Linked DNA regions of Homo sapiens: region 1 is linked to region 2. A link is a contact called in ENCODE Hi-C data. All regions are on one chromosome and are shown on one strand. Each heading gives the region's core, a stretch centred on a gene start or an enhancer-like site at or near the end of the contact. The rest is flanking DNA. Distances are from core to core; before and after follow the strand shown. Region 1 holds the start of LINC01773 (long intergenic non-protein coding RNA 1773). Region 2 overlaps LOC124904212 (a long non-coding RNA gene).

What was found. Hi-C counts contacts between places; a loop is a spot of excess contacts on that map. Pooled maps may share reads with other maps.
Region 1: a loop to region 2 is called in a map of Caco-2, with 2.7 times the contacts of the local background. The contact joins the promoter of LINC01773 here to the enhancer-like site in region 2. A Hi-C loop is called at or near these places in 1 of 168 maps with a recorded cell type or tissue (Caco-2) and 1 of 50 pooled maps.

The regions. Positions count from the first base shown.
Region 1 is chr1:87,901,613-87,908,201 of GRCh38, reverse strand. LINC01773 (long intergenic non-protein coding RNA 1773) reads left to right here and starts at 1,674. Exons shown (of 3, transcript XR_001737677.2): 1 at 1,674-2,762; 2 at 4,125-4,303.
Region 2 is chr1:87,803,996-87,810,433 of GRCh38, reverse strand. It overlaps LOC124904212 (a long non-coding RNA gene), which reads left to right. Exons shown (of 2, transcript XR_007066209.1): 2 at 869-6,438. Among named protein-coding and RNA genes, the nearest start is that of LINC01773, 99 kb to the left of the region's middle. Within about 2 kb of position 4,378, at least 6 of the 41 ENCODE cell types and tissues checked have a DNase peak (open chromatin) inside an H3K27ac peak, as active enhancers do.

The DNA.
Region 1 (6,589 bases), core at 425-2,924, 100 kb before region 2:
AGAGTGAGGGTTGGCCATGAGCCTTGGATTAGAAGGCAAGGAGTGTTAGACAAAGGAAGCCACTACAATTCCCTAAATAAGGAGGACTTACCATGTGGATGGAGAGTTCAATGTGCTTGTTTAATTGCTGGGCAGATGTGGCTCTCCTTCTGCCCACCCCACCCCCACCTTGCCATGTCTGTTATAAAGGTCAACTAAAGTGTCAAGCTTCACTGTACTTCTTACACCTCCCTACACACCTACTCTGTGCTCGCAAACCCTAAAGAGATCATACATTACATAGTGAGCTGTTCTCTTTCTTCCTGCAGTCAGAAAGCCACTGCCCTCTGTGCTCTCCATAGCAGAGAAAGTGGTATGAATGAGGCACAATTTGCTCAGTTATTCTAAATCTTTCCTTCAGTTAATTCCCCTGCTGTTTACCCTATTACAAATAAGGATTTTTAAGCCTGTTAATAAGAAGAAAATTCAATCAACAATATGTTGCCAGTTTTTACTTTTCAAGTTGACAAGAACAAAGATAAAATATGTAATGCTGACAAAAATGTAGGAAAATGAGCTTCTGCATCGAGTTTTTTGGAGAGTACACCGTGATGTGGAACATTTTTTTTCCTGGACAGTATGTTGGCATTATTTAATAATATTTTGTTGCATGAACTCTTTGGTTCTGAAACTTCACTTTTAGGAATTTCACTTACCAAAATATTTACACAAGTGCACAAATATAAATGTTCAATGATCATTATAGCTGCATTGTTTGTATTGAAAAATAGAAACAACTTAAACATCCACTATAGTAGGCCAAACAATGGCCCCCAGAGTTATTAGGTTCTAATTCCTGGAATCTGTGCATTTTACTTTCTATGGAGAAAAAAAAGGACGTTGTAGAAATAATTTCAGGATCTTGAGATGGGGAGATGACTTTGAATTATCTAAGTGGGACCTAAATGTAATCACAAGTATCCCTATAAGAAAAAGGCAAAGGGGGATTTGACACACGCAGTGGGAAGCTGGGACAGATAGATCTTTGAAGATGCTGACCTTGAAGACCGGACTGATGTAGCCACAAGCTGAGGAATGCTGACAGACATCAAAAGCTGGAAGAGGCAAGAAATGATTTCTTCCACAGAGCCTCTGGAGGAAGCATGGCTCTGCTGACACCTGGATTTCTGACCAGTAATACTGATTTGAGACTTCTGGCCTCCAGAACTGTGAAAGAATATATTTCTGTTGTTTTAAGGCATCTAATTTGTGCTAGTTTGTTATAGTCACCAAGCAAATACACTCATCAAAGGGAAATGGTTATGTAGATTATGTTGTGTTCACATATGGGAACTTAATAATGACAAAATATGGTATGTCTCTATATTTACATAGAAAATGTTCTCAGATACAATTTTCAGTTACATCATATTTATACCATAATCCCATTTATATAGAAGAGAAAAGTAAACCTATATGTGTGTACATATATGTAGGTAGGTACTTGTCTGGATATTATTTTCAAATGTGAGTGTAGTAGTTACCTACAGGAAAGGTGTAAGTTACAGGGAAAAGGAAGGAAAATTTTCACAGTATTGTATTATTTATGTATTTTGCAACATGCATATATTTCTATATTATATGTATCATATTTTTAAGGGAAAAATGTGGTAGGAGTTTTCCCCAAACTACATTTTTATAGACCCCAAATATCTACTTTCTTCGAATACTTACTCAATGTTTGTCTCCTTCACTAGACTTAAAGTTCCTTGAGAGTAAGAGCCTCACCTGTCTTGTTCCCTTTTGTCTACAGCACCTAATTCATTGCTGTCACATATTATACTCTCAAAAAATTTGTGTGAAATGAATGATGGGCTGTAACATCTATCAGCAGCAGCCAAAGGTGAGCATCCCCATGAACTGACAGCAAAGGCAGTCAGTACCTTAAGAAATGACAGCACCTGCCTTGTTTCTTCAGGGCTTCACCATCAAGAATATGACAGCAGCAGCAGCTTAAGCAGGAAAATACACCCAAATGTCTCACCTCTGTTTCCATCAGATAACTAGCTCACTGTCATAAGCGTGGAATATCCTGAGAGGGACCCAGCTGATGTGGCTCTGATTGCAACGTCGAGGATAGTCTTCTCCTTCAGAAGCAATATGGTGAATCAACGCTTGCAGACACAGGGCAAACCCAGAATGCTATTTGTACAAACAAGTATGGCTCCTCTCCTGCGGAAGTTTCCAGTGCAGATGCCAATGTCTTTGCCATCCATTTGCCCTTAAGGAAAAGGGCTTGCTGAACTCAGGCAAAGTAGGGAATTGAGCCTGTTGACTGCCTTGGATGCTTAGTGTCCCATATTCCCTGTGGCTAGCCTGGGCAGAGTCTGTGAGGGATTAGAGCATGAAGGCTATAGTGCATAATGAGTTTAAGGAAAAATTAGCCTGAAAAAAATCACTTAGCTCCAAATGTCTAGTGATATTTATAGACGTTGTGGGTTAAATTTCACTTCACTGACTTTGTCCTTTACATTGACAAGCTAGATAAGATGATATCGTTTTAAATAATCATTTGCGTTTAGGTATTTCTCTGGCAGTTTTGTATTACAGTTTAAAAATAGACTAGCCTATGTCTATGGCTCATGTTGGCTATGGTATTTTGAACTTGATTTCTGAGGCTGCTGACAGCTTTTGAAAGATTTAACAACTGGCAGCAAGAAAAACTTCCATAGAATCTCTTCTCTGAAATTTTTTCTGCTGGAAAAAAGGGCATCACTTAGCAGGTAATATATTGCAATGAAAATATGGTTATGAAATAATGGCTCATTAATATGATAAACCATAACATAACCTTTTCTATTAAATGTAAAAAGAAATTTCTTGAAATGAAGGCATTTTCCTTCCTGTGGCATATTTTTCCATAGTTGTTGATTTGGAAGAATTTTTTAAAATTATTATTCAAAACAGTCATTTTGATTTGCACAGGAGATAACAGTTGTTCATGACATTTTTATTTCTGCATAAACAGATTTCCATTCTGGCGAAGGTTAATACAGTAGGAATTTGTTTTTACTTTTGGATATACCGTGATACACTAGAGCACTTTGTTTTGTATGGAACCACTAATTTATCCTTTATGCCTTTACGATCTTGTCAGTGCCGCATGTCTCCCTTAGTTTTTCTAATCTAAAATAATCCCAGTGAAATCCTTTGATTGTCTGTTTGGACCTGCTCCATTCCTAAAGCAGGAATGTAATGGGCTTTATGGCACTTACTTGGGAGTAATTTATCCAGCAGAGTGACTATAGATACTTGTTTTAATAAGAATATGCTTTATGGTAAGTGGGTACTGCTATTTAATTAGCCAAAGGGAAAGTAGTTCATGATACAATCTGTCCCAATCATCTTGGACATTAAACAAAAAGTCAGGCTAAGTTATTTATGTGCATGCACTTTATTTGTAGTTGCTTTGAGCAAACCTCTTCTTTGAAACTTTATAGCATTTTCTGAGTGAGCTGAATTGTGGGAGGAGGAATAGGGGAAGAAAAGGACATGAGAGCATTCTATAAAATTTTTGAAAAAGAAACAGAAGCTTTACTTATTGCTATCAAGGTTGTGAATACAGGCATACCAAATGGAAAACAGGCAGGGAACTATGATTTATCCTCTGCTATTTGGTAGTTTGCATCTTTAGTGCATAGCTGATGGAAGAATGTTGCAGGATGTCAGTAAGACATTATGGGATTGTGTGTTCCTGTGTGTGTGTTTTCCTTGGATTTCCATTGCTTTCAGCAGCAACATGTTTCTGAAGATTCACAATTATAGTCCTATATTTTTATTATAAATAACTAAATTTAAGAAGTTCAATGCATATCCAATTATTTCAATACTTAAAGCAAAGTGTAAGCACGTGGATACATTTTAAGAAATCTTCCCTTCCTAATAATACTACAATGATGATATAATGGGGGTAAGTAATATGAATTTCTAATTGTCCAACAGTTTGGGCATGTAAGTAATATTAATATATTTATGGATGAACGGGGAAAAAAGAAAAAGTGAAAAAAAAATGAGACAATATCCCTAGGGTATTACAGCCCTGGTTATGGTCTGCTCAGTAATTACATATTTGTTCCCTTTCTTAGGCGTAAATGTCTCAGTCACTGACTATAAGTACAAAGGGCCCAGAAGCTGGAATCTGAAGACAAACATGGCTCCACTACATTTTACTCTCATTGCCTTGGGAAACATTACTTAAACCAGAAGAATCTATTGCCCTCTTTACTTCACAGTGCTACAGAGAGGATTACATGAGCCAATATTTGTGAGTGCCCTTTGTAAAGTGAATGTCTAGTGTAAGTCAGCACTTGCTTATAAAGCTCCTTAAGCATAAGATTTTGGTTATGACCATGTTTGCACATGCTTGCGCGGGACCTTCTATATGGTTGAGGCTTCCTAAGTGGAGTCTGGGTGAACCAGTCTTCTGTCCGTGCCCTTCTTGCATGGTGCACAGGCATTTTGCTCCTATTTCTTATACCTCTATTATTTTGTCTGTATTACATATCTTGCCTTTTTCAAAGTTACCATGAAAACTAAACTCAAACTAAAGGGCTTTAATTCATGCAGTTTGTGTCTGCCATCTAAGTAACAAAAGCACTATCTTTTCACAATTGACCTATCTCTCAGCAGTGGCACAAAAATGTGGTGCATGGACTAGAGTCCTAAGGAGTGCACTGTGGATGAAGGACTCTGAATGGCCATCCAGGTGGTCAGTGTTAAGTGCTACCCTCCCTACACTATTGTGTAATCTTTGTATAATTTCCATCTTACCCTCAGCTTTACTTTGCCATCAGTATGCTCTCTCTCCCTCTCCCTTCTGTTCACCTGGGAAATCTTTTAAGCTGCTAAACAAAAGCCCTAAGAATGGTTGCATATTAAGTTATTTTAGACAGCTTGGGGAGGTTATGAAAAGTTTTGGAGTCATTAGCATTTCAACAATTGACTGCCCCACTGTCCCCGTCTTTAGGAAACACAGGCAGTGCAGTCGGCCCATGAAGTGAAAGCCTGGGTGAGCCTGTGTTTAGTACTTTTAACGTAAGAAGACAGAAAAGGAAATACTAAAGACCGAACTTTCCTTCAACTCTGTGGTCTCACACATCCCTCAGTGACTTGGAAACTTTTCTGACATGAGACAGTGTGCAGAGCAAGATAACCACTCCCCTTCCTCCTCCTGAAGATGTGTAAACAGCTGGTGCATGCAATCCCTCTGGCTGGAGGGAAGTAAATGCAGACTGATGTTAAACAAATATAGGCCAGTATCAGGAACTCAGAAAATATTACATATACAATGTGACAAGGGGCCCTGCAGGGTTCATGATCATTGCAGGTATTAAGGGTCAAGAGTTGGGGTGTCAGAGCCAATAATTTTTTTTAAGGCTATGTATTTGTTTCTTGTTTGGAATTACGTTGGTTCTTTTGCTAGAGTTTTCTTAGCATGACATCACACAATTGTGAAGAATGTTCATCACTATAAAGCTATTATAATTCCTCATTTTTTTGTTGGCTTTAATTCTCAAATTTTATATACCTACAAGTCATGTTACTTTAATCACATCTTGAGAAATCAATGAGACGTCACTTTTTCCTTCAACCCATGACACTTACGTGAGCTCTGGATAGGAATAAAAGTGAGTGGGGATAAAAGCTTCTGTTAACTGTGCTTTTCTCCTAGCAGGCACATGGTGTTCCAAGTTCTTGGCTATTTCATAGGAATCTTGAATACACAATTATGAACTAATTATCAATGCCTGATTCATCAAGTAACACTCATGACATGAGTCTGAGTGGCACACATCTGACAGCAAGTGGAGTAAACTAAACACACTGTCCCTGTCCTCCAGAACTGTGTCAGCCTTGCTGATATTAAAGCTTGATAAGCCACAATCATCTTTGTCTTGTGACATGGTAGCTACTCAATCAATCAGTTGACAAAACTGAATGAGAAGTATAAAATAAAACAGAAAATCAAGCAAACATAAAGCATAATAGGAACAAAATAGAAGGGCCAATTTCTCTTTTATCATCAACTTTGTAATGCTGGAAGTTCTGCAGTCCTCAGGGTCTAAGAAAAGTGGAGTAGGCGTCTATCTCGGTATCAGGATTTATACTTATATTTACTATTATGGCATTGAATGGCTTACTTTTGTCTTTCTCACCAGACTCCAAGTTCCTGTGGGCAGATCTCACGTCTTATTTCTTCTTTTATCCCCACACATTCTACAACTTCTACAAGATAGATGCTCAATCATGGTTTCACAATGGATGAATATTAAATGAATGAACGAACACAGCTCAGTCAGGAGTAGAACTAATATGCAGTAAATCCTACTTGTATTTTTCACCTTAGTGAGGTCACTTCACACCCCAGATGGCAATCTTTCCTATATAAATAAGCTTAAAGAAAAGAAAACTGTGTTATAATCACTCTCAGAAGAAAGTTCAGCCAAAAATTGCCATATTAAGATGATTAGCTTGTATGTAACTGAGTATCTTAGGAATAATTCATGTCCTGTGCCAGTTGGTGAGCTTCTATTCTTCTTGCTTGCAGACC
Region 2 (6,438 bases), core at 3,129-5,628:
TGGGAAAACAATAAAGATGGTTTAAAAAAATAAACATAAGCTCTAAGAGGAAGGGGGAACTACATACTTAAGAGTTTATAACCTCTTACTTTCCCTTAGGCCAATGTGCTTTCAAAATTATACTATCAATGTAAGCAAGGATCCCTTTAAACATGGATACTTACATGTCTTTGTCCCAAACTGGAATGCTTTGTAGGAGCAAACACAAAACATTTATGAAGGGATATATCCTCAACAAGCTGAATATGATTCTCACAGATAAATCTCTATTCAAAATGAGCTAATAATTCAGAATTTACAGAACACACTAGAAAACAATTCTCTGTGCAGGGCGCGGTGGCTCACGCCTGTAATCCCAACACTTTGAGAGGCCGAGGCTGGCAGATCACCTGAGGTCAGGAGTTCGAGACCAGCCTGACCTACATGGAAAAACCCCGTCTCTACTAAAAATACAAAATTAGCCGGGCGTGGTGGTGCATGCCTGTAATCCCAGCTACTCGGGAGACTGAGGCAGGAGAATCACTTGAACCCAGGGGGCGGAGGTTGCGGTAAGCCAAGATCGCACCATTGCACTCCAGCCTGGGCAACAAGAGCAAAACTCTGTCTCAGAAAAAAAAGAAAAGAATTCTCTGTAAACAAGAGTCATCACACACAGGAAATGGGATTATGCGCATCCTACCCTCACATAAGAAGTCTAGATACTATAAAATAATTATGTTTTAAAGTATTAAATACCTTTAAAGGCAATGAGAGAATGATTTTTAAAGGTAGTATAAAAAGACTAGTCAGCTATTGAAATAGAGAAAATAAAAATTTTAAATAATCATTGAAAATATAAAACTAACAATCTTTTTTTTTTTTTTTTGAGATGGAGTCTCTCTCTGTCACCCAGGTTGGAGTCCAGTGGTTCAATCTCGGCTCACTGCAAGCTCTGCCTCCCAGGTTTACGCCATTCTCCTGCCACAGCCTCCCGAATAGCTGGGACTACAGGTGCATGACACAAGGCCTGACTAATTTTTTGTAATTTTAGTAGAGATGGGGTTTCACTGTGTTAGCCAGGATGGTCTGGATCTCCCAACCTCGTGATCCGCCCGCCTCAGCCTCCCAAAGTGCTGGGATTACAGGTGTGAGCCTGGCCAACAATCTTTTTAAAGTACATATGAAATCTAGCTAAAGGAAGAATTAGGAAACAGGAAGATGGATCTCTAAAAATTACCCCTATAATGTAGCACAGAATGATAAAGAAAAGGATAACATGTAAGAGAACTATTTCAAAGGAATCCAGAAGAAGAGAACAGAGAAAATGGAGAATACACAATTAAAATGGTAATTGAGAAATTGTTCCAAAACTGATATGAACATGAATCATCAGATTCAAATAGTAAAAGTAGCCTCAACATGATAAGTACAATTGAATCCACACCTAGACATATCATAATGAAACTTCAGAACACCAACATAAAAAACAAGTTTCTTTAAAGCGCCAGAAAGAAGGAAAAATCATTTGAAAGAATAATATTATACTGACTGCAGACAGCAGAATTATCGTAGCAACAATAAAAGTCAAGAGAGTGGAATAGTACCTTCAGTAAGTTGAAGCCACATAGCTGTCAACTAGAATTATATGTTGTTGTAATCACCCCACAGCAATGAATGGGCTCCCCACGTGAAACTTTGTTCAGATATCATGACTGATGGTACCATACACACATACCAAGAGAGTATGAACATTTTTATTAATCATGGATTGAAGATTCCTGGGGAGAACAGATTCCCAAGCAGGTCTGAAAATGGTTGGGAGAGCAGAGAATGGAGACTGTCTTGGGTTTATGATGGTTAGGTAGTTAGAGGTGAAAGTGAAGTTTCCCTTCATGATCCAGGGCTTGCATGGTTTAATCTTTCTGACACCAACAAAGGAGGGTACCTAAGAAACCAGGTAAAGGTATATTGCATTCCTTCCAAAGTGAAGGCAAATTGAAATTTGAGAGACTATTGAAATAGGCTCAGAACAGATGTAGACAAATATGTGACTGAAAAGTACATACCAGTTGCTGATTGTTTGGTGTTTATCTTCTCATGGAGAAAGGAAGGCTGTGTGCATACAAGTGACATCTGCTGCTTGTTTCAAGTCCTAGAATTGTATGACTACCTTAGCTTCATGTGGGCCTAGTGCCTCATTCTGTTGGTCCTGTTCTTTGATTATACAGGCTGTTCACCTCAGGTACAGGTACACATCTATTGCTCTATTGCTTCCTCCAAAGCAAAATGCCCTTGATATTAAGTTCACAGAGCCTGAGGCTTTTGTCCAGATTTTACTGATTTCTCCAATTTCTGCCTAGTAGTAAAGTCTTTGCCCTTAGACTAAGCCAGCTTTGTCCACTAGAGATATGATATGAGCCATATGCGTCATTTAAAATTTTCTAGTAGCTACATTTAAAAATAAATTAACAGAGCTAGGTGAAACTAATAATACAGTGTATTTACTCCAACACATCCAAAATAATATGAAATGTTATTAAGATATTTTGCATTCATATTTTCTAAGTCTTCAAAATTTAGAATGTACTTTATTTACACTTACAGAATATCTCAGTTAAGCGTTCATTAAAAGTGCTTGATCTGTGTTTAGATTTTATAAAATTTACAGTTGAAAAATTAGATGCACATACCTAAGTTATTTCAAATGTACAAAAACAGTTTCCAAAAGCTGAATTGAGGGTCAATTTTAAAATTTAAATTTAAAGTAATTTAAGTTAAATTAAAAAGTTAGTTTCTCAGTCTCCCTAGCCACATTTTAAGTGCTTGGTAGCTACAAGTGGGCTAGCAGCTACTGCACTGGGCAGCACAGACTATCGTGAAATGCAGGCCCTCATCTCAAAGCCTCCTTTCTGCTTGCATGTTACATCTTGAATTAGAAAGATGGGACTGCACCTCACTTCCTGAAAATAACACTCATATACCTTAAACTGACATTCAAAACTCTTAGTAACATCTTGAAGGCATTGAAACAGCCAAGGATCTACAACTTCCTAATTAAACTAGCTAAAATTAATTTTTCCTTATTTTGTTATCCCAAAGAACTTCTTCTTACCTCTGTTTTAGGCTTTATTCCAATAGGCTCATAGTATTTTTTACTGTATCCTTGGTGAATCGCCATGTCATAATCCTAAAGAACATGATTCCTAAGTTTAGAAAAATCTAGGTTTGATCCCCCGAATGCCCATCTATTGGCTTGGGCAGTTATGTCTTCTGAGCCTAACATTCCTTATTTACAAAGTGGGAATAATACTTACTTAATAATATGATGTAGTGAGGATTATAAGTGATACAGCCTATAAAGTGCTTTACTTTGTGTCAGAGTTTGTCACCAAAAAAATTACAAAAATAATGTTAGCAAATATTTATTGATCTGTTTCTCACTAAAATTTAAGTCTTTAAAGGTGAGGGTCATTGATCTGCTTGCTAAAGGGACATCACCTAGCACTGTGCTGTGCATATGGCCGTATATACAGCTCAGTCAATGGTTGAGTTTAAATTCAAACTGACTGCTACCACTGACTGGATTCAGACTTCACCCTGCTTCGCATGCCCTCCTTATCTCCATTTGTATATCTCTTCCAGTTGCTTTGCCTCTTTGTCTTCTTGGTCTCAATAGTCACTAAAGTTTCAAGCAACAGGTGAGAAAAATAAAATTAAAAAGCCCTTTTTCATAAGGCAAAACAGTCATGGAATATAAAGGAAATTTAATTTTAGAACTGCATTAGAATAAAGTTGGTTAGGTATAAACCCTTAACTCCTAGAAACGTATTCAGAGCAACAGGCATCTCCGCCAGCTCCCTGGGACCGGGCTACAGTGGAGTTGTGTCATAGTGCAAAAGTAGTGAACTGCTGATAAAAAGCATTAACCTCCATCAGAGTGGCTGCCATTAACTGATGAAATCAATTAAGCCAGCAGCACTACCTGCTGAAAACTGATCTAGCAGAGGAACGGATGGCAGGGTAGAACAGATGAAATGAAAAAATAGTGGGCTGGGTTTTCTTCTTGCTCTGTTTTTAGAAATGTTAAGTTCCGTCAGTGTGTTTTTTTGCACTGCTTTGAAGAACTCTTTCCCCGGCGACTCCCCCCCTGCTTGGCCTCATTCCTTAAACTCACTAAGTTATTACAGTTAATACCGTGGTTAATGGTTTCTGGAAAGACGATATCTATCAGCATCTGAGTGTACACATTTTGGCCTAAATACTGAGAAATCGTAGGTATGTAATACAAAGCCTGGGTGTGCCTGCCTGTAGAAAGTAGCTCATTAGGATTAATCTTTTATGGAGTGACTAATGCAAAGGGAACGAGGCCTTTTCCTCCCCAACTCGGCAGAGGTTTTGTCCAAACTTTCAAACAGGTTTCTTTGGAATACAGCTGGTCACTACTGAAGACTTTGCTCAAACATATGGAACTTTAAAACCTTGATTTTTTTTTTAACTTTTGTATACTGTAGCAATTCCCTGAAAATCAAATGGCAGAACCTAAACGGAAGACTCACTGCCAAAACGCATGCCCAGTTGGGGAAAAGTGTGTGGGGAATCATCCAGCACACTTCGAGAGCTTCGAGTACAGCCTGGTAGAACTCTGTATTACCTTCTGTTCTGATTCCTGAGCTCTGCCAGACTTTTGTTTGAAAAAGCATCTTTATGCAGCAGTACATTTGTTACGTTGTATCTGAGAATACTTTCCACCTTGGCTCCTGCTTTTAACGAGTAAAATGACTTCTTCTCTTGCTACAAAGACCAAAAGGACACAAGGTACAAGGCAGAGCTTCTCAGCAGAGATATATGTTTTTTTCTGCCAAAATTAGTATAAGACAATAAGTTGTCTGTAAAGGTCCGGTAGTCAGATAAAGGAGTCAAGTTCCTTTTCAGGGTAATGTAATTGTTAGTCCTCATAAAAAAAAGTGTTGTGTGGTGGGGGGAGTTGCGGCTTTATCAATAAAAGCATACAGAGCTGAATATCTACATAAAGAAATGTTCAGTATAATTTATGGCATTTCATCATGTCGAACTGCATTTCAAGTAATTCACCCTGGCAGTTTTATTCTCAAAATGGAAATCTTAGTATTTTCCTTGCCTTCATCAAATAAAGAGTTCGTGTTCAACTGTAGTCCGTATACTTGATAATTTGTCTGGCTGGGTAAGGTTATTAGCAATTTAAGAAGTAAACCCATTTGGATTTTCAGAGTTAACAGAAATAGGAGATTGCTATGATGATCTCTTAAAAATTACAATGTAACACACAAAAGTGAGATTTAAGTAACAAGATTTTCCATACACCAATAACACCAGGGAAATTCAAACTCAAACTCCCTCGTTTAATTTCCAGGGATTAAGGGGTTGGTATTGAAGTCAATGAAAGATACATTTTACAAAACTGTTAATTCAATTCAGAAAAGCAGACCAAAGGCCCACTATCTTTAGAGTTTCTTTGGTTGAAATGCAACTTGATCAACTGGGTGGAAGATATTTCTAATTCTCTAAACTGGTCAGAACAAAGTAGAGGACAGTGGTCCCAGCCAGAGGATCCTGAGGGTCTCCTATGATAAACTGTTAGACTTGCAAGGGCATTTAGAGATTATTTAGCCCAAACCTATAGCTTGGTAAATGAGGAAATTGAAGCCTAGAGAGTAAATGACTTAGCTAACATCATTCAACTGGTCGGTATAGGTGTTCACTCACTTGCCTTTCAAATAGAGATCTTTTTAACTCCCTCATCAAATTCTTTCAGGAATTATTGATTTTCTTAGTTGGTTTCTTTTGATTTTATATTTTATCATGGAGATGATATTAATTCCAGGATAAAATACTGATATAAGGAATTTTCAAAATTGTTGCTCATTATTTTCTAATTTTCATTTAGCCTCTTGCAACATTGCAAACAAAGTTGATAACATTTTACCTTTAGATTCACCTTTTCAATTTACAAAACACTTAATGTCTAAGACTTGCCAATGATATAAGCTATTTACTATTTAACACATTTATAGATAAGGTGTAGAGCATTGGCAAGGTTAAATGACTTTGCTAAGGTCACACAACCAGACATTAGCGAAGCCAGACCTTGAACCCAGCATTTTTTACTGTTTACACCATGTTAGTTGTGAATGTATAACTAAGGCAAAGGGATCACCTCATAAAGTTCTTACTGATGAGGGACTGAATTGTTTATTTGCTATTTCACTGTAAGAAGCTTCGCTTAATGGATAAAAGCATAAGATTTAGACTCAAACCAGAAATCCACCTCTACTTTATAGTAGTATGGGGACATTGGTTAAGTGATCTCTTTTATTCACAATCGTCTCATCTGCTTAATGGTGATAATAATAAATGTAGGTTTTTCTGGAACAATTAAATGGCTAATGCATTTGAGAAAAAGCATGTATTTCATTGTTTGGC